Regions from separate parts of the Mus musculus genome. Here regions 2, 3, 4, 5 and 6 are each linked to region 1. A link is a loop called in an ENCODE intact Hi-C map of the cell type or tissue named here. Cell type or tissue: heart. All regions are shown on one strand. Region 1 has its middle 63 kb from the start of Cartpt. Region 2 holds the start of Map1b (microtubule-associated protein 1B). Region 3 overlaps Map1b (microtubule-associated protein 1B). Region 4 has its middle 86 kb from the start of Gm24471. Region 5 overlaps Mrps27 (mitochondrial ribosomal protein S27). Region 6 has its middle 22 kb from the start of Gm24471.

Region 1 (5,000 bases):
CATTTATAGGAAAATGGATGCAACAAGGGATAATGTTGAGTGAATTAAGTCAGACTCAGAGAGGCCAACACTGTGCGTTCTCTCTTGTTGTGCATTCTAGATTTTATCTGGATACACAAATTACAACTGCCTAGGAGAACAAAGGGAACTGGGGAGAGGGGATGGGAGGGGGGAGGAAGAAGAAAAGAGAGGGACAGGGAGGCTTCTGTCTGCACGTGCCTGTGATGTCTTCTGAAACCCAGCCCCACGGACAGCGAAAATATGGGAACCAAAATGTGTGTAGCTTTTAAAAAGAGAAAGAAGGTTTTACTCCATCGTTTTATAGACCAGCTCAATGGCACCACGGGGTCCAGGAAAGCAGGCACACCAACGCTTTCTGTCTGTTTCCCACATTCTCGCTTTCCCTTCTGACCATGAATAACTGCTGTTGTCTGCAGTGCTCCATCGCACACTGACTGTGGCTGCTGGCTGTTTCTCTGTCTGCTTCCTGTGTCAGCTGTCTCCTGTCACTAGATTACGGTTCCTTGAAGAGGTTTGTCTGTATGCATGTACATCTTTGATGCACGGCGTCCGATGCAGGAATCCAAAAAAATGGTTTAATAATGCTGATTCAATTTCTTCATTTTTCTTTTTTCTTTTTAAAATAAAAAGTAATGTTACTTGAAAAAAGAAAGAAATCTATATATTGATTCAGGAAGGGTGGTTCTGGCATTAGGAACCCTGACGGCTCTCTGTGGTTCTCTCCATCATCATTCTATAAATTTTGAGCAAGAGACAAGGTTGCCGCCCTTGGAATCTTGACATCAAAAGAAATGTTTGCTTTAGTGGGACCTGGCAAACTGAAGGTCCCCAAAGACCATGGAGCAGTTGCCAGTACTGGCTTTTAGAGTCGGCTGGCTGGTTTTATTGCCAGTTAATAGCATTTGTATTTGTGCTTTTGCAAATAGCCATGAGAAATCAATCCTCAGGCATGGACACTGTGAGAAAACTACTAACAGGGTCCTAAAAACCCAGGCTTTGGGTATGAACTAGGGTTCAATCGCTCATCGAGTGAGAGAGGACTGGGGAAAGGATTTTACTGGGTACATCTTGTTCAAGAAGGGGTAAGCAACGCCTGACGTTAATACTTCCCATATTCACTCAAAGGGCCTTGAAGAGCACCTCCGTCTATAGACAATTGCCTCCATTTCACTCATCCGCAACTATAAGGAGCACCCTTGTTGTCAGCAGCACAACCCCAAATCCCAGGTCTCTGAAAGATTCATTCCAGTGACCGAGAGGAACTAGGAAGTACAAGCTAGAGTTCTGCCTCTTCCGTTTACTTCCTGTAAGATCTTGGCCAAGTTACTTGCACTCTCTCTGACCCTGTATTTCTCGAGCTATTTTGGGATCTCTGCCTTATGTTGTCAAGTCACCTGGCTTAAAGGTGTGTAAGGAGCTAAATGGGGGTGGCAACTTGATCTAGACCATCCAATCTCACCTAGGACTTCAAAGTGAAAAGGGTCACAAGGGCCAGGAATCCAGCTTTTCTTTCTCTAAAAAGGGCAAGACACCAAATCGAGCCTTACCAGAGAAAGGTCTGGGTTTGGGTCTGGGTCTGGGGTGAACGTGGTCTTGCAGTTTTGCCGTGACCAGAAGCCTGACTCTGAACACATAATATAATGTGATATATATATATATATGTGTGTGTGTGTGTGTGTGTATACACACACATATATACATATATATTATATATACAATCTGGAGAATATATATATGTAATCTCCAGAAAGCAGAGGCGTTGAGGATGCTAATTTGGGCAGAGGAGGATCCTCAGGTCAGATGGGTATGTGGGCAGGAGAGGGGCTATCACAAGCTGCCCCTAGAGGATGGTGGCTCTGCGTAGTGATGAGTTCTTACAGAAACAAAGGAAGCGGTGGCATAACAGGGGCCATCCCTGTGGGGACTGTAAGTGGCTGAGACTCTTACCATCTGCTTTTCTCCATTTAGATACTTAACAGGAGGTTGAAAACACAGCCGCTCCGACGAAATTACCAGGTTTTCCTCCTGAACTTAATTTCTGATAAGGCGAGGAAGGGTCCTTCTGTAAAATGCCTCTTTTCCAGTTCTCAGTTCAACCAGGAGATGGCGCTAGGGCTTGGTACTTAACAAAGCCCTGTATAAGCCAGTTAAAACCCTGAGCTAGACAGGGTGGAGCCTTTCCCTCAGCCCTTGCAGAGTCTCTGTTTCTCAGGAGGTAGAAATCTCACCGTGGTATTCCTTGGGTTAAATAGAATTCTCTTCTCGTCTAGGCAAGAATTGAGTTTCTGGTCATGTACCCTACGCTTGCTGTTATTGATTCTCCATCAGAAGGTCCTGTTGCCGATGTCTTCCTGCTTATGCTGACATGAAACACAATAGAGTGGAGAGAAACGTTGAGGGAATAAGATTAGAAATTTCCAGGATGCTGCATTAAAAAATAAACAATAGAGACAATATTATTTGGGAAATGGTAGACCTTTTAGATCATAACACTTTTATCGCCTCTCAGACCCTTTCCAGTAATCCATTTTTGTCAGCCTAGAAGACGTCAAAGCTGATGCCAAAGGTTCTGGTACACTCTGCTAGGAAGCATTTAAGCCCGAGGAATCAGTTCCTGATATGATTAATAAAAATGTTCACCATTTCATGAGAACTGCCTACATGTGGTTGCTCTCTCCAGCTCAGGGCTGTGCTGTCACAGGGTGTAATCTCATGGACGCTTCTGTATTCATTAGTCTGTTAGGAGAGGATGACTGAAAAGCAACCAAGGCCGGGTTGATGTTGGCTTACAGTTCCAGAGGGATATCGATCACCATGGAAAGGGGAGTCATGGCAACAGAAGCCGTTTGCTTGTATCCACAGTCAATAAAGAGACAAAGGTGAAGGCTTGAATTCAGCCCACTTCACCCATTATATTCAGTTTAGAATCACAGCCCATGAAATAGTACTGCCTGTATTTTGGTGGGTTTTTCTATCTCTATTAACCTAATCTAGAAAGTTCCTCACAATCACACCCAGAGATTTGTTATCAGCATGACTCTGGGTCCCATCAAGCTGACAATCAGATCAACTATCAGTCACAGTGATCTGAGATCTGCATCTTTTTTAGGTCAGAAAACGGAAGCTTAGGGCCAATAAAAGTCATCTGACTTATAAGCTGGGAAAGACACCCATGTGATTGGCCACCACAAAGAGTGATTATGGGACAATGCCACGCACCCTGAGAAGAGTGCTCAATGGCTGCAGATAGAATGGTGTCATCAGAGAGATTTGGGGACAAACGTGAAGGCACATGTGTAGTCTTTACTGGGAACTGGCACCGTGCCAAGTCTGGTGGCATCTTGTCAAGAAGGTAGAAGCAAAACTTCAATTCTGCAAGATTTGAGGCCTGTTCTCCTCCTCCTCCTCCTCTTTCCCCAGGTTATTGCTCTCCAAGAGACTTTATCTCTCTGGAACTTACTAACTATATCTTTACCTAAGGGCGTCTGACCCTGTTGATCCCTGACTGGAACTGAATGAGCAGAAAAGGCATTTGAACACTTGGTCCCCGGTTGGTGGTACTGTTTGGAGAGTTGTAGAATCTTTAAGAGGTAGAATCTTGCTAAGGGAAGTATGTTACTGGGGGTGGGCATTGATAGTTTATACCTTACCCAACTTCCTGTTTGTCCCTTCTTCCTTATATGTGGGAAAAAAATGTGACCAGGTGAAAGGTGTTCCTTTCACTGTCCCATGCCTTAGTCACTATGAGGGGCTCACGACCTTTGGACCTGTAAGTCAAATTAAATCTTTCTTAAGTTGCTTTTGACCATGGTGTTTTATCACAGTGACAGAAAAGAATTTAACACAAGTGCAGCTGGTTTCCCCCCAGGACTAAGCTCTGTCTTACCATGGTGCTTAAGACACCTCTGTCCTTTGTCTCACTTAAGATGAAGGTGGGCATGTTGGCTAGTTTTCTTGGATATTTTCCTATGTCTTATCATTAGAATGTAAGCTACTCGAGGCCAGGGTTCTGTAAACCTGGTTAGGCTACTTCAGATGCACACCTGGTGCCTGACATGTTTGCTGAGCATGATGGCCATGTGTGCTCACAGCTCTGGTAGGGCTTATGGCATTCTTGAAGAGTCTTGGTTACCAGAGCTTTGAATACCAGAGACTTGGTACCTGGAGTGTGGGGCAATGGGCTATGCACAGGCAGCCTAGTTTCCAGTCGAGCTGAGGTCTGAACCCCGGTAAAACTTGGTGGTGATAATTCGCCTACATGGACGGAAGGCATTCCCTCATGTCTCCTGGACCCGTGGCTCCTGTTGAAGTTATTGCTCCCACATCCCCCACAGGAGAAGCTCATGACTAACAGTCACGTAGACTATGTCCCAAGCTTCTGACCTTCAGGCTAGACTCCTCCCAGTTACCTAGCAACAACAAGATAACAAGTCCAATATAAGAGGTGCTGTTTGGCCCCTCTTCACTCTCTTCTCTCTCTCCTCGCTCTTACTCTCTAACCTCTTACTCTCTCTAAGCTTTTACCTCTCTCTCTAGTCCTTCCTTTCGCTCTCTCCTTTTCCCCTTTCTTTTCTCTTGGCCATGGCCGGTCTCTCTCTTTCCACCTTTTCTCCTTTCTCCCTGCCTTTCTACAATAAAGCTCTAAAACCATAGACTGTCTCTGTTCATCAAGGACAGTACTAAAGACTCTCACCTGCATGGGAACCTTCTCCCACTTCCCTCTCTTCCTGTATCTCTGGGACTTGGTGCTGCTCTGGGGCCCTATTCTGTGCTCATCTCCTCTGCTGTACCCAGTGTGGGATGCCAGAGACCGAGAACCTGGTGGAGACTGAGAACCTGGTACCAGGGGCTGCCCCTGGTCCACCCCCTGCCGAGTGGGTTCAGTGGCTTCACACAGCCAGATGCCCACCCGGGACTGAGTGGAAAGCATCTGGCAGTCCTCCTGTGTCCGCCTGCCCAGAGCACAGGAAATCTGGCTG
Region 2 (5,000 bases), 320 kb after region 1:
AATGAATGTTTACGATGGCCTTTAGAAACATTATTAGGAGTTCTTCTAAATATAGACAAAAGCAATAAAAACTCCCAAAGCTACATGTATCTTAAAAGACATCATTGTCACACAAAATAATTTTGCCTGTGTATCCCCCAAGGAACTGAAAAGCACATTATAGTCGCTGTAATCCTGCAGAGACAGTGTCTTCTCTATTCTTTGTTATGCCTGATGCTATCTGTTCAGCATATTAAGAAAAGAAATCTGTATCTAGCATAATATGTCTGCCTCTTCTCATTCATTTCCCATGAGCACCAAAAGCCAGTTCTTTTTTGAGCGTTAGTTAGTCCTTCCAGACTAGACTCCAAAGTCTGAACAAATTAGGCTTAGGTCTTGCAAAGTCTCTTTTAAGCGAAGGTGATAAATATTCCTGTTGTTTAAAAAAAATGGACAAATACGCCTTTCTATATCTACAAGGTCAAAAACTCAGGTTTGTGTTCTTGGGCGGGGTACCCTCAACCCAGCGCCCACTGTGACTGCAGCAATTACTCAAATTCTGACTTCACGTGGATGAGGCACAGGCACAGGCCTGAAGATGCGGAATCTGACTCAGGACATAATCCCGCTCTGAAACAGGAAGTAATCCCCACTCCCCAGGTTGATGGTTTAGGGCAAAGAAAGTGTGTGTATGTAAGGGTGATGGTGCAGAAGGCCCTCGGGTTGCAGCAGAGTTCTTTGGGTCCCCTAGAGCCTGGCTCCTGGCCCTGCCCAGACCATTGTCCACACACCTCGTCCTTCCAGCTTCCGGGCCGCCGGCGAAATGATTTGCTGCAGATGACATCAGCCCTGGGCTAAGGGCTGGAGGAGTGGAGGCAACCACCACGAGGACGTGCCGGGTGGTCCTTTCCTCCTCCTCTTCCTCCCAGGCTCCTAGCCTAGTCTCCATATAAACGGCACCGCCTCCTCGGCCTCTCACTCCCCGCTCCTCTCTTCCGCGCAGGGAGAGGGCGGAGGGGGAGGCGACGCGTGCGCCGGGAGGAGGGGGGACGCAGGGGGCGGAGCGGAGACAGCACCTTCGGAGATAATCCTTTCTCCTGCCGCAGAGCAGAGGAGCGGCGGGAGAGGAACACTTCTCTCAGGCTTGAGCAGAGCCGGCAGGATGGCGACCGTGGTGGTGGAAGCCACCGAACCGGAGCCATCGGGCAGCATCGGCAACCCGGCGGCGTCCACCTCGCCCAGCCTGTCGCACCGCTTCCTAGACAGCAAGTTCTACTTGCTGGTGGTGGTCGGCGAGACCGTAACCGAAGAGCACCTGAGGCGTGCCATCGGCAACATCGAGCTGGGTAAGCGGTCCCGAGGCCCCCCAGGGGCGTGAGTGGGGAGACGCGCCAGCACGACCCCACCCAGGGCGCGACGGCCACCTTGTTCTCCCGCACGCCCCGCACCCACGCCTCTCCGGGCCACCTCCCACACTCCATCTGGACTCTTTTTCTGGGCTAATTTCTAAATTATTTTATTTGAGACCCAGAGAGGGGATCTTTATAATAGCCCTGAGGGATAGGTCACCTGGCTGGGTCCGTGGCCACCGCCGACTTGGCTACCTCCTCTCGTGCTCTTTGAAATGCAGGTGTCAGAGGAGCGGAGGCCATAATAAAACCGCAACCGCAGGCGGAGAAAGGGTGGGGTGAGCCTAGCAAAACCTCTTCTTTCAGCTCAGCTCTCGCCCTAGCCAAAGGCTGGGACCCACCTCCCCTTACCCGAAAACCTGGGGTCAAAACACCATGTGCCAAGGCCCGCATGGAAATCGTCTTTATCACAGTCACCTCGTGCTCCCCGCCCCCGCCAGTCACACACACACACACACACACACACACACACACACACACACCCCTCTGAGAATAGAGAATGCCTTTTCTGACTTAAAACTTCCCGATTCTTTCTTTCCTGGGAATGACTAGGCTAGTCCTTGGGCCACGCCCGTCCCCCCCCCTCCCCCCCAGCCCCCGAGGATACAGGCATGGAACCCGTCTGCGCTCTGTTTCTAGACGAAGCCCAGCCTCGCTCTTGCCCCTGAGGTCCTGGCTGCAGCTTTCAGAAAGGACAATGGGACCCCAGGTTGCGTGGGTGGGCTTCTTTGAAAAGTCTTAGCTTCAGGAGCCATAGCTTGAATGGGAGGAGGAGGTGGCAGGGGAGGGTCAGCTCCTGCGCTGCTGCGCGCACCAGGAACGGGCTCTGCGGTAGCGGAATAGCGGTTCCCGGGGAACCCTGGGCGGGGCTGGGAGGGTCCGGGAGGGCACAGCCTTGGGCGGGCAACCATCGGCCCGCCCTTCAGCCCCACCCGGTCTGCCGCAGTGCCCGCGCTGGACAGCCGCACCTGCCCCCGCACTGCGGCGCCCCCGGCTGGCACGATGCTGGCTCTGCCCGAGCCTCGCGCTGTCAGGGGGCCTTGCGCCCACCTTTGGCTGTGAGCGGTTTTGTTGCGCTCCCGACTCCCCGGTGGCAGCTCTAGCCTCTGCTTTATTCCGCCCCCCTCGCATCCCTCCCTTCACTTCATCCCTGGCAGAAGTCCCCGGGTCCGTGTGCAGCTCCAGCCTGAGCGCTCTATTCTCTTGGGGTGGTGCTGAAACGTTTCTGCTAGGAGACACCGGCTGGTGGGCGTGGTGCAGTCCGCACTGCGGTCTCTACGGCAGCCCGAGGCGGACAAAGGGCGTTCACGTAGCCCTCCTTTCCTTCTCCCTATCATGCCAATAAAAGATGGATGAAATGATTTTGGTTTAGATGAATAAATAAATAAACAAAAGCTTGTCACCTGCCTCTGCATTTGGAAATGCCCACTTGTCCCCAGAACAAAAGGCTTCAGGGTGGGGACTGGAGTTGCAGACCCGGTTCTTTTGTTTAACTTTAAAGCACGGATTTTCCCTTTCAGCTTAAAAGGAAAAAAAAGTGATCAGAAAGCCTGTCGTGATTTTTCATGAGGGGAAGATCAAGAATAAGAGATTTCAAAAGTGGAATGCTTTTTCTGAATGTCTCAGTAATCATCCTTCATTTTCAGATTACGGGCTTTTGATCTGTTTCTCAAACTTCGTTTATTTCCACGTTTTTCTCCTTGGAAAAACTCACAAGTACTGACTTTGGGTGTGGCTATTGTGGGAATTAATGGCTAGGTGTTTTTAAATCTTTTTTTTTTTTTTTTACTTAATATTTCTGGAAACAATCCATTAAGAAGTGCTTTTTCATCTCCAGAATGTTCAGAATCACCCATTGTGGTGCCAGGAGAGGAATCATCACGCCCATTTTTAGAGCTTGAGAACAGACATGAGGGAGGAAGAGTGAGGGACAGACTCAAGGTCACGGAGCAAAGCTGTGCCAGGAGAACGGCTACTGCAGTGTCACTACTTGTGTGACCCGGTCTAGATAGGAGTGCCAGCAGGCTAACATCACAGATTCAGCAGGCAGTCTTCTGACCTTGTCTTTGAACAAGTCATCTACTTGTGGGCACCTCTTGGTACAGGGAGGAGGCTCAGCCATCGCCTTGCAACCACGTTTATCTTCCCGCTTTGTTACCGGGTTTGATCATTCCTTATGCGATCCGTTCCAGGCTTTATTCAAGCCTCTTTCTGTTGGAGGAGAAAATAGATGCAGCCAAGGAATTCTGTGCGTTATGTCCTGGCTTTACTAGCATTTAGTCCTAAATCCAGATTTGTCTTCTTAACAGCAGAAAGTAGGAAAGAAAGGGAAAGAAGGAGGGAAGGAGGAAAGGAAGAAAGGAAGGAAGGAAGAATATTTGAGAGAGAGAGAGGGAAAAGCACAAACCGCAGAGAACAGTTCACTGAATTTTCACAAAGTGAAGACACCTGTGTTGTCCAGCTAAGAAACAGCCATTTACAAGAATCTCAGAAGTCACCCCACCCACCAATCCTAATGTTCATTTTGCAATCACCATGCTTTTTTTGATTTTTAATTCCCTAATTTGGTCAGGTTTTTTTTCTTTCTTTCCTTTTTTTTTTTTTTTTTTTTTTTTTTTTTTTGGAATAGATTTCTGAAATGGTTGTATCGATCTCATTAAGAATCAACCAAGTGTGTGAGCAGAGCCATTTCCTCCAGGGTAGTAACAGATGTTGCTGATCCTCTAGAGAGTGCTCTCCTGGGTCCCCGGGTCTCCCGATGCAGCTCACACTGCCCGGGTTTTCAAGGATAAGTGAAAACTCTGCTTCCCCGGCTTTTCAAACAGTCTGAGATGACTTAGCAACAGGGCAGTCAGGCTCTGTTTCCTTGGCGGGGCGCACTGCTGCTTCAGCTGGCAGATCCCAGCTGGGCCTCCTCCAGAGGTCACTATGGTGCCACTGCTATTGTTGCCTGCAGGCTATGTTGCTTGAGGCAAGAAGAAGCTGCTCCATGGGGCTCAAGCTCGGCTGGTCAGCTCCCTGAGGGCTGGGGAAACCATTTCTCTCAGCTGTTAGCCTTTCTTATTCCCTCTTCCTTTCCCATCCAGACTGAGGCACTATGTAGCTGGAGACCCTGGAGTCTGGCATATTGGCCATCTGATTGATTACCCAAGAGCACTCCAGAAAGGCAATAAATAAATAAATAAATAAATAAATAAATAAATAAATCTAGACCCCTGTAGAGGGATGGTAGATACCGAAGCAAATCAACAGGCCCGAAACACCCTACATGGATGCTAAGTGCTTCTGGAGACCAAGGAAGAAAAATGCTCAGCTGTTTTTGAAAAGCACAAAATCAGGGTTGATCATTTCTTCTCCAGAGCTTCAAACAATAGTGTTCACTTGCACTGTTCGAGCTACACTGATGCAGTTCTATAGGACTTGATCCCAAACTACAGTGGACACCACCAACTGATTCATCTGTCCTTCCCTAATTGTCCCCAATGTGGAGGTAGCCTGATAGCCTTATTCTTACCAAAATGCTGGCATCTGGGTATATTTTAATATTTAGACTCTATACAACAATACCGGTCACACTGAAATTTAAAACATGGTACAATTGAGTTTTCATCA
Region 3 (5,000 bases), 340 kb after region 1:
TGAAAGAAAAATGTATGTATGTAATAGTGCTATTAGTGATAATGTATGTTGACAACAGTATGGTGGTCAGTCACTCAAGGTTCTGTTGATAACTTTTTGAGGGGTTATTCTTCTCCAAGTTTTACAAATTCAGTGATACAGTCCTTTTGTTTTGTTTTGTTTTGTTTTGTTTTGTTTTGTTTTAGGCAAATACGTCAGAATTCACTTAGACTCCCTGAATCAATTAAGATATTTGTAGTAAATATGGGTTTGGAAATGTATTCTTCCTTCTTCTTTCCAGAGTGATGTCTTTAAAGATAGCAGAGAGGAGACAGAATGAGATGCCTTCCTCTTTCTCTTTTTTAGTTCACCCTTTAAGCAAGTATTGTCATTTACTAGATGCACAGGCAGCATCACTGAAGGGGTCACAGAGCCCCAGCCACACCCTCCTCCTCTCTGAAAGTGTAATGTAAAGTGTAGTTGATTTCTTCACCCCACAATCCTTTAAGAAGCCACTAAACACAAAATCCAGTCAAGATTTAGAGCAGTGGCTCTCAGCCTTCCTAATGCTAAGAGCCTTTAATACATTTTCCCTCATGTTGTAGTGACCCCCCCCCAACTATAAAGGCATTTTCACTGCTACTCCATAACTGTGATTTTGCTACTGTTATAAATCATAACACAAATATTCGATATGCAGGATATCTTGTAGCAACCCCTGTGAAAGATTGTTTGACCCGAGAGGGGCCGCGACCCACAGGTTGAGAACCCCTGATCTAAAACGCATGGAAAGTGAAATTGTTTTTAAAAGCTTGTTGCCCAAAATATCTTAAAAGTTTACATTTTGGAGCCACTTATATTTCCACTTATATTCATAATGTGTGTGGGGGGGTGGGGGGTGTATCACTTCACTTTTAAATTACAGTTGTACACTACTATAGGAGCATAAGCAATTGAGGTTGCATAAACTCCTAATAGATCTGGGAAACACTGTTTTTTTAAGGGATGCCATAACATCACAGGGAAACGTGACATGCCCCCGGCCACGCTGATGAAAACCCCTCTACATTGTTACCTGTACGAAAGTGTAGCACATGCTACGGTGATAGTACATCGTGGTTGATAAGGATAACCAGCTATCACTGATCAACGTGGTTGCTAAAATACGCTTCTCATTGTGACTCAGAATATACTCTAGGAGAAAAAAAGTTTTCTATGTGCAAACAGTAACAGAGCCCCCCTCATTTGACTGTCGCTTGGTTTTGCATTGGGCCTTCACACATATCATTCATTCACACACAACCTCCATGTTGTCTGCTTCTCTCTTGCTTTCATATTTCCACTTCATTTTTTAAAATAGTGTGTCTCCCTACTCTCCAATCACAGTCATGTTTTTTACAAACCATGTTGGTTTGGGTTATTTTTAGGCAGGAGGTCAGTGTTTTGTTTTTTAAATAAGCCTTACATCACGGTTGGTTATGCTATTATGTCCTGTCTGCTTTTTGTTTTCTTGTTTTATACATAGAACAGAGATTATTTTGTGCCTTTGGAATATCATTCCAGTGTATAAATACAAATGAAATAATGTGTCAAATTAGCTCACTCCATGGGGTCATCTAGAAATAGGCTTCTCTCCGTAGACATTCTGCTGCTGGCAACCTAAGCAAACTTCATACGGCAAATGGATTCTCTATGCCTGGTAAACAGACTCCTCGCAAATTTGAAATTAGTTAGCAACAAAAACAACAGAAGTTCCGATTTACAATTCAGGAAGAAAAAAAATAAAGGAAATAAACAAAAACATACTTTGAGTAAGTAAAAGCAAGACCTTAAATTAATCACGGAGCAGATTTCAGAACGGAACCTTCCAGGAGTCTAACTTTCTGATCCTACTCCTTTTCCTTGTGAGAAACCACAGAGACAAAGAGGCTTTAAGTTAAAGAGCCTTAGAGGGTAATGCCAGGACCTAGGCAGACAAGGTCAAGATGGTGAGTCATGAGAAATCACTGGCTCAAGAAACTAGAACCACTTTACAGAGTGAAAAATAAGCCATGTTAGACAAATGAAAACGTGCAGTCATTGCTTACATTATTAGCACTTTTTTTTGTTGTTATAGATTTCCTTTTAGCATGAAGGTGTTGGATATTTATTTACAAACTATCAACTTTCAGAGACTTGACAAAAACAAACAACCAATTTCTGAGAGAGATAGAGCCCTCCACAGGTGGGCCTGGGATGGACAACCTGGGCTTGAATCACCTCTGCTGATTAGATGTGTGCTCTTATGGATAAATTCTTGAACTTCAGTGTTTTCTAAACTTTATCTCAAAGATCCTTTTACACTTAATATCCTGCTATTTTTTTTTGATAACATCAACTCATAGTAAAAAAAAAAGTCACTAATATATTTGGTAAAGTGCTTTATATACAAAGGTAGTCATAACTGTTAACTGTGAACATAGCCGATGGGTCAAGCCAAGATGTGTTTGTATGAAGTTCTTGGGCATTCAGAGTAGAGCAGGAGAACTTACTGGGATGAATCAAAATGTAACTCTTCACACTCACCTGCTCACTGTCCCTAATGGGCATCGCTTGTCTGTGGAGTCTGGGGCTCTGTCATATATGAGGGCTAATAACGATGTGATATATTAGTTAATTAATTAATTAATTAGCTAATTAATTAATTAATAAACAGACGTTTGTTCCCACACACTCTCCTGTGGTTGGAACTAACTGTCCATCAAGATTCAGAGGCGGGCTGGTGAGATAGCTCAGTGGGTAAGAGCACCTGACTGCTCTTCCAAAGGTCCGGAGTTCAAATCCCAGCAACCACATGGTGGCTCACAATGATCCGTAACGAGGTCTGACGGCCCTCTTCTGGTGTGTCTGAAGATTGCTACAGTGTACTTACATATAATAAATAAATAAATCTTAAAAAAAAAAAGATTCAGGGGCACTTCTCAGTCACACAAGTATGTGCCTCCAACTGCTAAGGAGGAGAGGAGAGTGTAGCGCCATCTAGCATATGACAGAGGAACAGGTCCTCCAAGGATAACAAGGGAAGGGCCTTCACGGGTGAAATTCAGCAAAAGTCTTTTTCTTTTGTGCTTAAGAAGGATGATGGTCGCTACTTATATTTCCTAAGTTAGCAGTCTGCACTGCCTCGTTGTAGAGGATGCAGGGTTGTTTTTGGTTTTGTTGTAGACTTTGTGAGGATCACCGGAAGCTTACGATCCTCTATGGCTTAGGAAATAGGAAGCGGGAAATGGAAATTATTTAAGATCTTTCTATAAAGATGGTAAATGTTAAATGTATGAATATTTTTCAGAAGACTTTACACTATTCTGTTGAGATATAAGAAAAAAGGCTAGAGGCTGACACGAGTTTTCACTGACCACCTAGAGACTCGTGATTAGTGACAATTGGTTGGTGGCATCAGTAACTCCAGGGACCAGAGAAAGAAACCAGCGCGTTTAAACATAGGGGCGTCAGAACTCAGGGGTTGGTTGTAACTGTTACTGAGGTTCTGCAGTAATGGAACCACAGCACTCAGAGAGGTCCTCAGAGGCTCAGCATCCTCCTGCCTGCCTTTGTTTACTGGATTCATAGGAAGTGAGGGTGCTCCAGCGTCCGCCAGGCTGGTTATCTCTACCGTTTGCTTTTCATAGGTCATCGTGATGCCGCTTGCTTGCATGGTGGCTCACTCAACTTTGGGTGGCTCTCTATCGTTTCATAGAGGACATGTCTAAATTAATTTTGGGGATACCATTATTTTCCAGAAGTCTGCTTTGTTCCTTTAAGAAAGCCTTATAATTTTTTTTTTAAGATATAATTTTCCACTGACTCTCAGGCCAGAGTACTCATTTTATCATGTGCTGTAGAGCTTTTTTAAAGGTCCCATTTTGAGTTCTGTTTGTTTTCTCCCTGGAAATGTTCTTCTAGGCTCAGCATGTGTCAACAGGCAAGGTTGCATAGGTTCTCCTTCGGGAATCTCACGATCCCTCTTGAGTCCCACCCAATGCCGCCTCCCCTTACAGGGACATTTCCTAAACTCTATCCAGTCCAGGTTGCCAACCACAGAGGCCTCATCCAGACTCGGCTCTCTTTGGTTCTTAAGAGGAGGAAGGCTCAAGAAATGAGACCGGTTTCCCCCAAAGTGTGTCTTGCAGCCTAGAATTATGGACAGGTGTAAAGGACTGAGTTCGAGCCTCTCCAGCCTTCCTGAGTCTGACTGAACAGGTAAAGGGGGAGTGCAGAACAGTTAGGGCTGGACCACACAGGTTCAAATGCAAGCTCCATGTTATACGTCAATGCTCTGTGCCTCAGTTTCCTTACTGAAGACCCTGTTCTACACACAGTGGATTTATGAGTATTCGGGAGCTACATGCTATGTGAAGGGTGGAGATAGTGAGGCCGTATTAAATGATGTTATTAATACGCTGCTTTCTTCCTTGGGTGAAACATGCTAAAATGGATACTTTGATTGCGTTCTATGCATCTCTTCTCCCGTGAGGCTTCCCCCTCGACGTACCTTTTTGCATGACACCGGTTTACTTTAAATCACCATGGCCATGTTTGTTGTCATTAGTAGTGATGGTTCTATGTCTTTTCATGAGTTCTTCAAAGACTCGTGAATTTGGAACAGAGCATCTTCTTGTCTGTCTCCATGCCAACCCACTTCTTTAACTCAGCCCAAGTTGAAGCAGTCATTGTATGGCAGAATCTCTGTTTGCGGAAATCTGCCATTCAAAGCTGTCAGCATGTTACAGTCTTTGAGATGATTCAAAAGCCGTATTTTTCTAGAGGGAGTTGCGTTCTTATTTTCATTCATTTCATTTATTTTCGTGTATTTAAGAGTCCCCCGGTAAGGTTGACTTGCTCCATGGTAATTAGCAGAATATCCTCTTACTGTTTGTCTTGCTCTTTGGTGTGAGCCTTACTGAGCTGACCTTTACCTTACAGGGCTCCTCTCCCCTTAACTCCTCCAGGGCTGTGACATCACATTGAACTCTGCCATCGTG
Region 4 (5,000 bases), 230 kb after region 1:
TGATACCTTAGAGACACAATACTGCCCCTGCAAGACCCCTCCCACCAGATTATAAAAAGCAGGGAATGTCAAGAGCTCAAAACCTGTGGATTTGAGAGTTAACACTATCAACCTGTTCCACTAGCATAAACTAGTTCTTCTGTTCACTCCTCCCTCTTCATGTTAGATACACTCAAAGTCACCCCTCAAGACAATGTTTATGTCTTAATTCAGTAGTTCTCAACCTGTGGGTTACGACCCCTTGTGTGTGGGGGTGGGGTGGGGAGGGGGCAGGGGAGTGTCAAACTACCTTTCCCAGTGGCTCCAACACTAAGCATCATGAAAGCTGGGATATGTAACTGTATAGTTGAGCCAGTGGCTTCCATGACCGAACAATGGCTGTGCTTCAATAGCAAGATCAGAATGAGGAGAGGAGACGACTGGTGGGCTCTGCTCAGCCTTCCTTCCTCTTCCTGTGCAGTTCTCCTGTTTCCAGCTTAACCCCAGCTCCCTGTTAATTGGCCCCAGGTGGTGCTATGCTCGAAAACACCTCACCCTCATCTCTTTGGGACAAAAATAGCTCTAATCCATAGCCACCTTTGCTGCTTATCTGTGTTGTAAGCACATCACTGTGGCCAACTCGGAGCTAGCAGCATGATGACCAGCGGAGCTGGGGAGAGAAAACAGGAATTTGTCATTCTAGATTTCTGTCACCCACACAGATAAGAAGAACAAAACCACTCTCTGCCGCAGAAACTGTAAGAAGAGCAAGGCAGGGATGACTTCTAAATATTTGTTCTTTAACATAATTTAGTTAGTGGTAAAGCCCATTTAAGTTTTGCAAACAACTGACTTTTGCAACCTCGCTGGAAATTAAACAACCAGCCTTTGCTGATCACTGTACACTAGCACATCACCCTGTGCTTTTATTGTCACTGTGACCAAGTGAATGAATGGCTTAAAGAAAGAAAGGAAGATTTACCTGGCCTGTGGTTGCAGTCCACTTGCCGCTCCATTGCCTGAGGCAGGCCCTCATGACAGTGGAGTTTGTGGAGGAAGAGCTGACTCAAAGGTCAGTGAACGATCTAAGACAAGCCACAGCCCCCAAGGACATAGCCCTGGTGACCTCTATCCCAACCACCTCTTGTTCCATTGTTCTGCCATCTCCCAACAACCTAGTCCAATTTTAAACCACCATTGAATTAAGCCATCTAAGGACACTCCCAGGAACATGTTTGACCTCCTCCTAGGTGTCCCTCAGTCTAATCTGGCTGTCAATCAATATTAGCCATCACACTGCTCTTCTGTGAGTCCCTGGGCCTCCTGGTCATGCTCCTCACGGGCTGTGATCCCTGAGCTATTGGTGTGAACCGATGGCAAGGACTCCTTCTCCCATGCTGGGCTCCTGGCTCTACTAAAGCAAGACTGATGCCTGGCCTTGGTCAAGATGTCTGGAACACAGCAGGTGTTCAGTAAGTATTTGGAACTTTGGAGGAGTGTGTTTGGAACAGTAAAACTGGCATCAAGTCAGCATGTATGTTCGTGTGTAGATCCATAAGAAGTAAATAAATTGGCGAATCCTGCTTTTGACGTTCTTTTCCTTTGGCCCGTGCTTCTAGTTTCCCTTCTCCAGGACTGGACAATACCCCACGCCACGCTTTTAAGCATGGTTACTCCTGGCCTTGATTGACATTCAGATGCATGTGGTGGCACGGCTCCTTTTGCCACTTCTGCGACTGGAGCTGATTGCCTGCACGGAGAGACAACTCCAGGAGAGCTCAGCTTGGTTCCATGGCTGCCCCGGAAGCTGCAGAAAAGTCACACTGTCACTTTCCAGTAACACACAAACACTGCCAAGGAGATGAATGTGATGACCTGTGATGTGAAGTCTGGAATTCATCAGGCCAGTCTGGATGGTGGCATGACTCAGGAAAAGCTTGCAGACAGTCTGGGCTAGGCTACATGCTCACCCAGGATGGGAGAGCCAAGACTGGGGTGGTTTTAGAAGACTGTTTTTCTGGATGTTTGCAAACCCGATGTATCCAGGTGGCGTCAGGAAGAGTTTGTGATTTGGTTCGCTATAAGTACAGACTCTTGAGCTCTTTAACCACTTCCAATGAGCAGATGGTTCCAAGGAAGCAGATGCCTCGCTCCAGGTACCTAGGGTAAAGCTAACAAAACTCATATGGATTGCAAAGGTGTGTCAGCTGAGTGTGGGGTCGTGGTATCCACAGGAGCCTCTAAGCCAGTGGTTCTCAAGCTTCCTAATGCTGTGACTCTTTAATACACTTCCATATGTTGTGGTGACCCCAACCATAAAATTATTTCATTGCTCTTTCATAACTGTAATTTTGCTGCTGTTATGAACCATAATGTAAATATCTGATATGCAGGATACCTGGTTTGCATTCCCAAAGGGGCCATGACCACAGGTTGAGAACCACTGCTCTAAGCAACTGTTGTAAGTCAGCAGCTACCAGTATTCACCTGTACCTCCTTGCCAAAGCAGAGGATACTTGCTTTTGCAGGCTAATACACAACACTGCACCTCTAGTGGTGGGTATCTTAATTGCAAGCCCAGTGATCAAAGTGTCCAGAGGACCAAAGAAAGGCTGGGTGTGTTACAAATTCAAAGGTTACCATGGCCTCTATGTTTGTGAGATTTGCGGTCTTAAAAGTTCTTTTGTGTTCTCTCTCTCTCTCCCTCTCCCTCTCCCTCTCCCTCTCCCTCTCCCTCTCCCTCTCCCTCTCCCTCTCCCTCTCCCTCTCCCTCTCCCTCTCCCTCTCCCTCTCCCTCTCCCTCTCCCTCTCCCTCTCCCTCTCCCTCTCCCTCTCTCTCTCTCCACTCTACCATTCCTACAATGACAGGAAGCCCCATCTAGATGGTCTTGCCCTCTGCAGCAAGCATGGACTCAGAGCGGTCAGCATGCAGCTCTGCAGAGCCCAGAATGGAAGCCCCAGCTAGGTGCTTGGCTATGTAAACAAAAGGGAACCTTGAACTCTAATTCTCTCTCTCTCTCTCTCTTTCTCTCATCAGATGTTTTTGCTGATTAAAGTCTCAGGGACTGCCAGGGTTCTCTAACTCCTCCAGCAAATGCTAAGGTTTGGTAAGAAAAACAAACAAAACACTCTCCAGCATTCAAAAGGAACATAAGAGATATGATCTAGATATACAGTCCAGGCTGCCACCTGTCATTCTCTTGAAGAGGCTCAGGCCCTACAATCTGACAAGTGGATGGGACAAGCCTGGGACAGGAGGTGACAGACTGAGAACCCACAGCTGATGTTAAAAATAGCATTCTGCTTGAGGTAGAATACTTATCTGCTGGAGTTACCAAAAGGAAGCAAGCATCTAGGAAATCAGTATGGGCCCAGGACAGCATCTGGGTGGGCTTAAGGAGGAGGGACAGCTAAACAAACAGGTCGAGGTCAAACAACTTATAGATCCTAAATGCCAGCATACACTATGTTCAATACCCAGCCTCTGTGATGAGAGCGGTGCTGTAGGAGCCACACAAGGGTTTTACTGCCACCAGGGAAGAGTCCCATCACCTACTCTCAAGCCCAAGGCCATGTGTGTGTGTGTGTGTGTGTGTGTGTGTGTGTGTGTGTGTGTGCAGAAACAGGATCTCTTTCAGTCCTGTTTACAAATTAGGGCCTAGAAGTCAGGCTTACTTACTGAGGGAGCCCAGGTCAGAGCTATCCCACCTTGCAACCTCTCCATCAACTAACTGTGGTAACTCCCAGCTGATCTTCAAGGCAACACACACACACACACACACACACACACACACACACACAAATCAGGTTTTTAATGAACTATTTTTAGAGCACCTTCTAAGTATATATCGAGCTTTAGTTCACAGGATCCCTATAACCCCCATTCCCATACATGCATCACATCTCACTTCCTTACTGGAATCCCTATCCACAATTACATGGTTGCCGCTGAGCAGATATATTGGCACCCAGTCACTACTCACAACCCATGGTTAACACTAGGTGTCTTAGTTAATGTGCTATTATAATGAGGAGACACTACGACCAAGACAACTCTTATGAAAGAAAGAATTTAGTTGGGGGTTTGCTTACAGTTTCAGAAGGTTAGTCCATTACCATCATGGTGGAAAGCAGACTGGCATAGTGTTGGAGCAGTAGCTGAGAGCCTTACATCTTGATCTACAGGCAGTAGAGGGAGAAAGAGAGATGGAGACAGAGACTGGATCTAGTGTAGGCTTTTAAACCCTCAAAACCCACCCCTACCACCCACCCCTCACCCCCCATGACACACTTCTTCCAACAAGGCCACACCTCCTAATCTTTCCCAAACAGTTCCATTATACAGTGACTAAGCATTCAAACATAGGAGCCTATGGAGGCCATTCTCACTCCCACTAGGGTTCACCTCTGGTGTTGTACAGCTGTGTGTTTAATCAAATGTGCAACCACCACTATGGGATTATTTGAAGTAGTTTCACGGTCCTCAGTACTTACCCCTGTAACAAAAGCTGTAGCAAGGCTTGGTTGCTTAGTCTTGGTATCCTTCTGTGGATTACAACTAGATGGATGCTCACTGGCTTAGTGTCAGCCCTTCTCCTTCAGTCTTTGTTGCTGGCACCCAGGATGGTAGTGTTTCAGTGTGAAGGTACAGGATTAGGATGTGGGTGCCTCAGATTGACAGGGTGAAGCCAAGTTGACATCGTAGAATAATTATGCCTGAGAAACTTCTGTTTCTACCTCCCAACTGCCTCCACCTCCAAAGCTCACACTTCTTTTTCTTTCTTTCTCCTAGCTCAGTAATGTGTCCAACTCTAAGTCTCCAGGTGTCTTTGTGCACTGTGTTCCCTTCTGACTATAAAAAGGGCTCTCAAGAGCTATCCAAGGTCATCCAAAATGTTCTAGCTCCAACATTCCATAGTTCCAGAGGGAGAATTAAAAGCAAACCAGATGAATACGGAGCTCCAGGCTTTGCACAGTTTTTGCTTTTGACAATGGTGATTGCAAGGAGGCTTGGGGAAGCT
Region 5 (5,000 bases), 460 kb after region 1:
AGGAATCTCCTTGTCTCCCAAGGGGAGCTCAGAGCCCTAGAGACAGCCCCACAGAGAACACAGTTCCTCTGTAGCTTGGACCAGGCTTGACTCTTTCCAGATCATTTCCACAGGCAGGGGAGAGTGGTTTCTAGTTTTCTCTATTTACTTTAAAGATGAAGAAGCTGAGATCAGCAAGGCTTAAGCAACTTGACAAGACTCAGACTGTTTGTGTTGGTGGAACCACACAGACCTGTGGGTTCCAGCCCAGTGCTTACTGCTTACCACAGCATGGCCCTAGGTTGGCATTCTATATTTCACTATGTAATCTATCTGAAAATGCACCCCCAAGTTATCCTCATTTGCTCATTTGACGAGTTCAAACGATGTATGAACAGAGGAAAACAACATGCACACAATCAGAGCTTTAAATATTAATTGGCTTATAAATTTCATTTTGTCATCCAGTCAAACAAACATTTTCTAAAGATCAGCTATGTTCCGGTGCAGAGATCACAAAGTCACTATGATAGAATCATCCTCAACACTCGAACCATAGCTGGCCGTGCTCCAGAGAGAGAATACACTCTGTCCACAGGGGAAGGGTCAGACTTATTTCTGCCAAAGATGAAGATATCAAAACAAATAAAAGAGACTCTGTACTATTTTACCATAATAAGATATCAAAATTCTGAGAAATAAAGTGCTCCAATGTCGCTTTCCAAATAAGTATCTAGGGAACGCAGAACTACCACAAAGTACTTGGCTAGAAGGATCTGAGAGTGGAGCCCAAATGATTATTATCTACAAAGAAAGGTAATACTAACAAATGAAAGCCAAGAGAAGGTGGGTGGAGGGGGACGGGGGAGGACACGGCATTAGAACGTCCTCAGCGATTCTCACCTCAATAAACATGTACATTAAGGTCAGCCCTAAGACGCCAGCCTTGACTTCAAATCTACACTCTGTCCAGAGGCGAAAGCTAACTTTACATGGTAGCAGGGAAAGAGCCCATCTCTAGTCTTTCAGTCAACTCCTTCAAATAAAATCTGGGAGTCATAAATATGATAAACTTACAGCACTATTGTCAGCACACAGCCTTAGCTTGAAAAGTCATCCTCTATTAAAATATCTTCCAAAAGCCCAGCGGTTTATAGATCTCTACTGACATGAGAAAACAAACCCAGGCTATTTCTGCCTCTCTGCTCTCTTTGTACCATGGGTGTTCCGGGATAGGAAGGAGTGTTTCGACACCACTACAGAAGGTGACATAAACACACATACCGAGTGTGCTTTCAGGAGCAGCACGCTGCTGAGGGGATGTGAAGCTAACCTGACCGGACATTTGTGGAGCAGGCAAACAATGTTTTTATGAGCCTGGATGATATGGAAACAATGTTCCCTCAGGTTTAGAGGAAGAACCAAATAAATCCAGGGTAAGGTCTTTGGTCAGTCTCTAGCTGCTTGGCCTTGGAAAGGTTTCTTGGTTTATATCCTTCATCTACAAGAGGGGGATCCAGAAGTCCCCCTGGAATCTGCAGGCTATTCTAGGAGAGGATGAGGACGAGGACATTGGATTATGATTATCATCAGCGAAAAAGCCCCATAGGCTGTCTGAGGTTTGTGGCCACATCTCTGAGGAGCTCAGCTATCATCTAAGGCTCCGCTGGGAGGAGGATGCAGGAACTACACATTCAAACGAAGCGTTTGGAAAATACGTCTGAGAACTAACGAGGCTGCTAAACATGCTTCATGATACAAGTTGAGCACTGATACAGGTAGAACTGTAGACTACTTCCTATGTCAAAGCACAACATGGGTCATGGGTTGTTCAATAAATGGCAGAAAAAAGACTAGGGACATATGTTTTATGCATATAGGTATGTAAGTATATAAGGTATATATATATACACATATAAGGTATTAAGTATATAAGGGATATAAGGTATGCATATAAGGTATATATGTATAAATCTATATCTCATAATTAATGTGATTCTATATGAATCACATATACATGCTAAAAACAAAAGCATACATTAATTGGGGGTTAATTTACTGGGCTGAAAAGTCTTGTATAAAAACAAAAAGAAATGAGAAAATGTCACTTAATTCAAAGCTGTTCCATAATCACTAGAGGCCCAATAAACTAGAAACCAAAAACAACCCCTCCCTGCCTGCCCCCATAACCCAGCGTGAGTATTCATGGCCATTTATTCTTTCACTCGATTTTAGGATTATCTTCTCAGGCCCTCAAATAATTCTGCAAAAATTAGATTAACTTTATAAGTGAAATCTAAATTAACTTAAACAGATTCACTTAAAACAGATAAATGGAGGTATAATAAAAAGATTGCCAGGAAACATTAAAATACAGACTTTTTTTTTCCTTTATAAAGTTAAAAGCCTTAATCATCTTTTTCTATTTTTGAAATATGAAAAATGTTGTCTGTTTCATCCTAACCTTGAAGGCCACAGTAGATCAACCCAACCTTCCATGTAGCAATGGGCTACACAAGCAGGTTACTCAACTTCTCCATCAGGGAAAGAGGAGTGCTGAGAAGAGCCGACAGCTTCAGCCATGCCGAGCTGCTGCTTGCTCTATCATCAGAAGAGACATACAAGTTCTCTCTCAGCTGTGTGACTGTCTGCAGCCCAGAACCCCTAGTCGCTATCTATTCTGTGCTTTAGTTACCAACTCAGTAGCACTGGGCTAAGGTTGGGTTGGGGCAGGCTTTTTCTACTCGGGAATCCCTTCCCTGCAGACAGAATGCAGATGACTCTCTGCTGCCCCCTTTTGGTCTGCTATGGTTGCCGTAAAGCTTTGCAACTTGTAGCTATTTATAGGGCAACCTGATGTCTTTTAGGATCAGGACGCTTCCCCCAAATTTGACATCCTTTGCCTCTGGGTACTGAGCACCCTTCATAAGCACCTACCTGTCTCTCCCCATTTCTGAATCCTGCTGAGGCCTGGACTGTTGATACCCTTAGTGAAATCTGGCAAAGATCACTGGAGAATAATGGGTTTAAAAACCAAAATCTGAATTTAAAACACAATTTCCCTTAAAGAAAAGTGAAGAGAAAAATAGTCCTTGTCTTTCAGGGACGAAGCCTGGCTACTATCTAAGCTAAATCTCAGCAACCATTCACCTCCTCTGCTCGAGACCCTGCAGCAGCTTTTAAACAATTCCTCCAAGCCTCCTATCTACGGAGACAGGAGGATTATTTAATATCGATTAGTAAAGAGGGAGGGGTGGAGGGTGTAACAGTATTACATATGTTATTTATATGTTAACTATGTTAGCATATGCCACACCTGACTCTCAAGGCCTGGTACCCTGACCTCAGAGACCACAACTGAACCTCCCTTTAAAACTGCTTCTCAAGTAAAGACAAATCATTTTCTGACAAGTCAGTAAGTAGCTGAAATATAATTTTAAGGAAGGGTCAGAAGTTATATTAAAAGTCAGGGCAAGTATAGATGAGGCAAAACAGGGGACAGGAAACAAACCAGAAAGCACAGGACACTCTCAGGACGGGAGGCCACTGTGGCTGTGCTCTGAGAACACTGTGTTCGTTATGAGAGACATGATACCTTTCACTACCTACCACTAACTCAGCAAGCTGAGAACTGGGGTGATCTGTACCTATGAGACCCTCGGAGTCTCATTTTAACATTCTTCCCACGCCTTTCCTATCAACTGTGCCAAGGCTTTTAGCAATGAAGACTCCTGGATTATCTATCACCTCTGGGAGGCACCCAACACCCAGCCCCCGCCCCTAAGTATGGACCATGAAGCGGTGAGTATTTCCCTCACTGGCTGCTTGGTCTACGAAAGACTGCTTTAAGTCCCAAACTCACCTAGAAAATGAGGATGCTGTCTTAAAACCAACGTTGATATTTAAAGAAACAGAACAGGCCTCCAAAAAACCCTGTCTGTTTAAAACAACCATAAAGGGAAATCTATCATGGAAATCACAGCAGTCACGATCAGTGAAGAGAATCCACAAAGGTTCTAAGTATCCCTTCCCTAGACACAGAACATCTGGAAATACTTAAGGATGGACTTGCTCTTGGCCTTAAAGTCATGATGCAACCAACTGCGACTCCTGCTCCCTCCCACCAACTCCCCCTAAACCTCCGCTCATCTGCTCCGCTCTCTAACACTGTGGCAGCTCCTAGAAGCAAGCTGCAAACTCACCTGCAAACACTGCACATAAGCAGAAGCTTTAGTTTGTCTCTGCATCCCACAGGCTTGGTTCAAGGTTCCTGACTATGTCATGAAAACAGCCAATAGAAAGAGCTGTTGACAAAGGACTGTACTGCAGGAAACAACTCAGAGAACCTGTGCTTTGTGAGCCTTTCAGAGGCAGGAGACATAAGGATAAAGAGTGCACGAAAGTTAGCGGGGATCACTAACACTATTTATGACTGAAACCCACGACGGATCAGAAGCCCCAGTCTTTCTGTGACCTAGTCTTACATGGACTGCTTTTTTGTTTGTTAATCATGACAGAACTGACTGAAATGCTGACAATACCATTTAAGCGTACAGTGTTTCTGAGAAGCTAAGCAGACCAGGCCCTCATGCTCACAGGGTCTGAGGCTTTGGGCTTAATGAGAAAGCCAGGTGTTCCCCCGGGGAGCCAGTATCTACAGTCAGCTTAACAGGCTCCAAGTCACACATCAAACTGGAGCTTAAACTGCCTCTCCCATTCTGCTATCAAGGCTTGAAAGCACCCACCCTCCACAATACAAAGGCGGTCATACGGCTGCTGATCTCTACATGTTGGCCTTTCTTTAGGGCTGACTGTCCGTCACAGTTTAAGGTCTCATCCCAACTCTGTTCTGGTTACCACCGAGACGGCCTCTGACGGCCACGCACAGGCAGATATGCTGGCCTGCTCCCTAAGCCCTGGGTTCAAGTCAGGTTTCCACCCATGGCTTCTAGAAGCTGACTTGCTCACCCCAGACATTACAGAGGTGGCTTCAATTTCAATTCAGATTCTAAAGTAGAGAA
Region 6 (5,000 bases), 170 kb after region 1:
CTGATATCTCCAGGCTCTGCTACCAGACATAGATGTTCCTGCTTATTTTTCTGTTTGTTCATTATTTCAGCCTTCACTTACTGGTCCTGTACAGATAACAAAACCACAGATAAAAATGAGAATGGTTCCGGATCAGCAAAAATGGCATGTTGCTCTTCCTATAAATAGGGAGGAAAAGCTAACACAGGTTGTGTTAAGATTTATCTTAAAAACAAAAGTGCAAAACAAAATAAACATTTTTACCAGCCTTTTTTTTTTTTTTTAATTTATACGGTTGGGCCATCCCTGTGCATTTTATTGATAAGAAGATTGGCATTCAAAGAGAGAAATGCAACAAAACAAAATAAATAAACAAACAAAACCTCAGTAGATTAGCCTAGCTGGAGAGTGGCCAGGAAGGACTGCAGGCCAGTTTTGCCTCTGCAAAGGTCAGCCAACTCCCACCCCTGGAGCCCACACTCTGCAGGATGTGCAGGCAAGGGGCCAGAGAAATGATTTTATTTCTACCTCTTGGTAAAAATAATTCTCCAATTTTACAGACACCTAGAAGACCACAGGCTCAAGGGTGAAAATAAAGCTGGCCTTCTGAAAGAACAGATCTCATCAGACAATCTAGTTTCTCTTTGCCCTGGAACTGGGGGACTGGTTGAAGCAGCCTGCTGGATGAGGGTTAAATTGGGCCAGGCAGGACAGCTCTGTGAGTGGAGAGTTCCCTTGTCAACTTTGGTCCAGGTGTCTGGGGAACTTCCTGAGCCTCTGGCACCCCCAGGGTGGAAGTCATTCCCAGGGAAGATGGCAGAGCGAAATGAAACGTGGTGGCTACAGCAGCTGAGCCCCAGGAAAGATTTCACTTGCTCTTTTTTGTCTTTAATACAAGACATTTCCCACGATGCTTCTGTCCTCTGCCTGGAAGTAGGATCCAGCTTTCCCAGCCATCTCCAGTCCCTGGAAATGGTATCTCCCTTGATGTCAGAGGTACATCATAGGGGATTTTGTCACAATTTCCTGCAGCCCACTGTTGATACTGTCCCTTTGACAAGGACTCATGTAGCCCAGGCTGGCCGTGAACTCACAATGTAGCTGAGGATAGCCTTGTACTCCTGATCCTCCTGACTCCACCTCCCATATGGAGGGATTACAGGCACACGCCACTAAACCTAGGTTTGCCCTTTCATGTATTTTATTAAAAAGTTTTTTTTTTTCAGTCAGCCACTCAATAAACATTGAGTACATGGTGTTGGCTGCTGGGAATAAAAGAAAGCCGCCACCCTGGATGCTCCCCATGTTGCAAGGAAGATGCCGTGAATCCGTTATGGCAAGCTGTACAGTGTAAACTGTGACTGGGGTCAGGCTCTGTGTGCAGTGAACGGAAGACGCCCAACTTCATGATGGACAGCCAATAGTAAACAATTCATTTCCCTAATTACCAAGCTTTAATTAATCGCTGGCAACGGCCCAGTCCCAAGACAAGAGTGAGTGAGGTGGGGGGAGAAGGTGGGCTGAGGCTGGCGGAGAACGTGAGGATGGACTTTAGGACTGGAGTCTGAAGACGACCTCATTGGTGAAAAGGGGTTTTTACTGACCAAAATAATTTGAAGCATGAAATGAGAAAATGCCAGGGAAGACTGTAGCACAGCTGCCCTCCTCCCAACACACACACAGTGAGCCAGGGATGACTACAACACACACACACACACACACACACACACACACACACACACACACACACATACACACAGAGTGAGCTCCATCACTATAGGATCTTAGGATGCTTGACTGTATGAATTCCAGTTCATCTCGCTGTAGAAATGATGACTCTGTCTCTGGTCTCCACTTGACCCTCACTGAAGTGGTCAGGGGTCTCTGCTTCTCCAGGATCTGAACACCTCAATCTGTGGCCTCCCTGGGAAGCCATTGCTGCTGGCAGAGCAGCTGCTCCCATAAATTCTGATGTTCTCTTGCACAGGGCTCCTGCTGTGTTAATCAGGAAAACTGCATGCATGCAGCGCCAGGAGTAAACATGCAAGGTCTTACAAATTCGTGTGAGGAACACAAAGGAGGTGCCGCCTGCTCTCCCGGTGGCTCCCACTTGAACCCAGGCCTCATGAGCCTGCAACACTGGGAAGAACAGATCTTATTGGCCTTCTCCAAGGCAAAGAGAGCGTGCTGACAAGCACCAGTTGGGTGACACCCACAGGTTCCCACCTGCAGCAGCCTGTGCTCACACCTGGGTAGGCTGCTCCCTCCCAGTCCCGGTTCTGCCTCCTGCAGTGACCACCTACACTGGCTTCCTTTGGGTTAGGATGGAGGGGATGAAAGGGAACGGCAGAAAATGAGAAACATGGAGAGGGATGCCTGCTAGCAATCCAGACTTCCATCTTCTTTTTCTATCCATACCAGGCATACCAAGAATCCTCTCTGATTAACTAAAGACATCAAGCATGGATACAGTGGCTAGTTTCTCCTCACACACACCCCCACTCCCCTCCCTGGTAAGATTTAGCATCTTCTCATATCCCTTTACCGGTAGATCAATCCATAAGGCCTTAGCTAATGTGTAGAAGTCACTGGTGGTCCATCTTTGGTAACAGAATGTCTGTATGACAATGTGTGCTGATCTTTATGAAAGAAAGATGGAATGTGCTGGCTCCTGCATAGGGACAGAAAGAAGGGAAACGTCTGTCAGGACCCTGCTTCTCCCAGGGCTGTTCTCAGAGCTGCTCCCCTCTCTGGTGCTTTCCCATGATGCCTTTCATTCTCCTCCACTCTTGTCTTGCTCTCTGAAAACTCTCCAGAAGACCTGTGGGTTTCTCTGGCTTGAGGTTAGGCCCTGTGCCTGCAGTTCACAGCTCCTCTTTCATCTCTAGCTCAGCGGTGGCTTGAGCTCCTCACACACTGTAAGGATCAGAGATAAATCAGCATTAGTCCTTGTCACCCACAGAACTATGCGTGTGAGTGACACTGGACACGAGAGAGCCCTGCCCATTTCTCTCAAGGTCTCCCTTCTATGCCTGGCTCCTCTCCATCCTCTCAGGACTCCAGCAGACACTGAAGGGCCACGTCATCTTTCCACGCCTCACAGGCTCTCTATCTTGCAGACCCAAGCAGCCCTAGTCATGCTTGCATTTGGTTTGTAATAGAAGTTTTGGGAAGTGCCTTCTGCTCACAGAGGGAAATCACCAGAAGGGACTCAAATCTGCTTCTCAAATGCATAGAGAGCGAAAGTCTCCTCAATGGAATGGAACTAATCACAGCAAATTGGTTTTTCTGGTACAAACAGTCTCTCCAAATATGCTACACAGTTTCTTGGTTGGAGTAAAACAGAATCCGGGACTCACCGTGCTCACTCCTCCATTCCCAGCACAGCATCTGGGCAGCTGTGTGCTCTTAGGGTAACAGGGCTCATCTGGCTGTGCGGAGGAGTTCAGGAGACTGCAGCTCGGCAGGGACTGACTTGGGCCGTCTTCCCATTTGCAAAACATTGGTGAAGGTGGTCTCAGGGGTCCCAAATGTCCCCACAGACAGGTTTCCTTCAGAGCCCTGGCTGAGCCTGCCATCTATTGCTAAGCCCTCCCAGAGCTGAGCTGGGAGATGGACATACAGTTTCAATTGACACAAAAGAGCCAATGGGCATGACCCATTCACTTCAAGGGGCGTAGTTGCAATTAAAAGAAAAATTTATTGCTGGGTCGTGGTGGCCCATGCCTTTACTCCCAGCACTTGGGAGGCAGAGGCAGGCAGATCTATGTGAGTTCGAGGCCAGCCTGGACTACAGAGCAAGTTTCCAAGACAGCCAGAACCATTGAGAAACTGTCTTCAAACAAACAAACAAACAAACAAACAAACATCTATCATCTGTTATCTATCATCTTTCTATCATTTATCTATGTAGATATGTATAATGTTAAATGAATAGTTATAAAATACACAATATAACAAAATCATCCTTCTTGTAGATATAGGTATACATAACTGATAGCACTTTGCATCAAGGCTGTGCACCCTCTTCCTGGCTTTCTATAGGTGCCTACGAGCATATGCATTGTTTATTTCATAGGACAATAATTAGAAAGCTGGCAGGCTCAAAACTAATCCCAAATGCCACAGCTTTGGGAAGACAAAATTATTGATTTCAAGAAAATTTAGCTCACACTAGCTAAGCAGCCTGTTTTCCTCTTCCCGTATCCCCTGTGACTTTCTCAGTTCCTTTCCAAGCCAAAAGCTGATTTTTTTCCTATAGGAGTTATATGTTCATACCCAGGAAAATAACACACCAAGGACTAGATGCCTGGGCTTTAGTGTTGCTTACTTCTTTCTCAGGGGTCTCAGGACAAGTCCTCTGCCACCCCACCCTACCATCTGAGCACCCTGCCTCAGGGCAGGGGCTGGCCTATGGTGGACATGGTGTAGGTTCCGATTGGAAGATCTTTGTGCCACTACAAAGCAGAATTGCTCTCTCCACGTGACTCCCCTTCTTTGAGGCTGCATCTTCTCATGGGGTTAATCACACCAACCGGTGTCTTAGGGAGCCTGAGTTAATTGCTTTACAATTATCAGGAGCTTACGAGGTACTTCACCACCATAAAGCATTACATCTAATTATTGTTCATAACGACAAGGTAAAGGTTTGGAACTAAAGAGGGCTACCATGGCAACATTAACACTCCCTCCCCCTCACTCGCGCGCACACACACACACACACACACACACACACACACACACACACAGAGAGAGAGAGAGAGAGAGAGAGAGAGAGAGAATTAAGTACAACTCATAAACCGGCCATGTTACTGGGAAAATACTTATTTTCCTAAGCGATGATGAGTAGGTATGGGAAGGATTCTTTTAAGTGCTTTAGCCAGACCTCCTCCTCAACCTGGTGACACTCACAACCTGCTGAACCCCAGCCAAGGCCTCACTCGCTCTGCTGCAGCAAAATCGTTATCAAGCAGACAGCTTGAGGATGCTATGTGTGACTTTTTAAAAATGGTGTTATAGTT

Evidence for each region. A loop is a pair of places that touch in the nucleus more often than their neighbours do. Peaks named below come from ENCODE experiments on the same cell type or tissue, not always from the same donor. Only the 100,000 strongest peaks of a DNase experiment are listed, where the experiment ranks them.
Region 2: a loop joins it to region 1, with 4 times the contacts of the local background. A loop is called at or near these places in 17 of 42 quality-filtered maps.
Region 3: a loop joins it to region 1, with 2.6 times the contacts of the local background. A loop is called at or near these places in 11 of 42 quality-filtered maps.
Region 4: it touches region 1 in a loop (2.5-fold over the local background); 8 of 42 quality-filtered maps call a loop at or near these places.
Region 5: it touches region 1 in a loop (5-fold over the local background); 34 of 42 quality-filtered maps call a loop at or near these places.
Region 6: a loop joins it to region 1, with 2.2 times the contacts of the local background. A loop is called at or near these places in 2 of 42 quality-filtered maps.

Annotation. Positions count from the first base shown.
Region 1 is chr13:99,835,117-99,840,116 of GRCm38, reverse strand. No RefSeq gene overlaps it. Among named protein-coding and RNA genes, the nearest start is that of Cartpt, 63 kb to the left of the region's middle. In heart, a CTCF peak has its summit at 2,117 (motif pointing right); a DNase peak (open chromatin) is centred at 2,106; H3K27ac peaks cover 620 bases.
Region 2 is chr13:99,512,629-99,517,628 of GRCm38, reverse strand. Map1b (microtubule-associated protein 1B) reads left to right here and starts at 1,027. Exons shown (of 7, transcript NM_008634.2): 1 at 1,027-1,325. The coding sequence starts at 1,142. It overlaps Gm26559 (predicted gene, 26559), which reads right to left and starts at 995. Exons shown (of 2, transcript NR_167891.1): 1 at 771-995. In heart, CTCF peaks have their summits at 1,006, 2,403 (motif pointing left) and 4,305 (motif pointing right); DNase peaks (open chromatin) are centred at 898, 2,198, 2,618, 4,278 and 1 weaker place; H3K4me3 peaks cover 4,284 bases; H3K27ac peaks cover 4,134 bases.
Region 3 is chr13:99,494,297-99,499,296 of GRCm38, reverse strand. The region is part of intron 2 of Map1b (microtubule-associated protein 1B); the gene reads left to right. Among named protein-coding and RNA genes, the nearest start is that of Map1b, 20 kb to the left of the region's middle. In heart, a CTCF peak has its summit at 3,006; no DNase peak of the experiment used is centred here.
Region 4 is chr13:99,604,309-99,609,308 of GRCm38, reverse strand. No RefSeq gene overlaps it. Among named protein-coding and RNA genes, the nearest start is that of Gm24471, 86 kb to the left of the region's middle. In heart, a CTCF peak has its summit at 2,534; no DNase peak of the experiment used is centred here; H3K27ac peaks cover 3,123 bases.
Region 5 is chr13:99,373,492-99,378,491 of GRCm38, reverse strand. The region is part of intron 4 of Mrps27 (mitochondrial ribosomal protein S27); the gene reads right to left. Among named protein-coding and RNA genes, the nearest start is that of Mrps27, 31 kb to the right of the region's middle. In heart, a CTCF peak has its summit at 2,775 (motif pointing left); a DNase peak (open chromatin) is centred at 2,771.
Region 6 is chr13:99,668,345-99,673,344 of GRCm38, reverse strand. No RefSeq gene overlaps it. Among named protein-coding and RNA genes, the nearest start is that of Gm24471, 22 kb to the left of the region's middle. In heart, no CTCF peak of the experiment used is centred here; a DNase peak (open chromatin) is centred at 3,044; H3K27ac peaks cover 820 bases.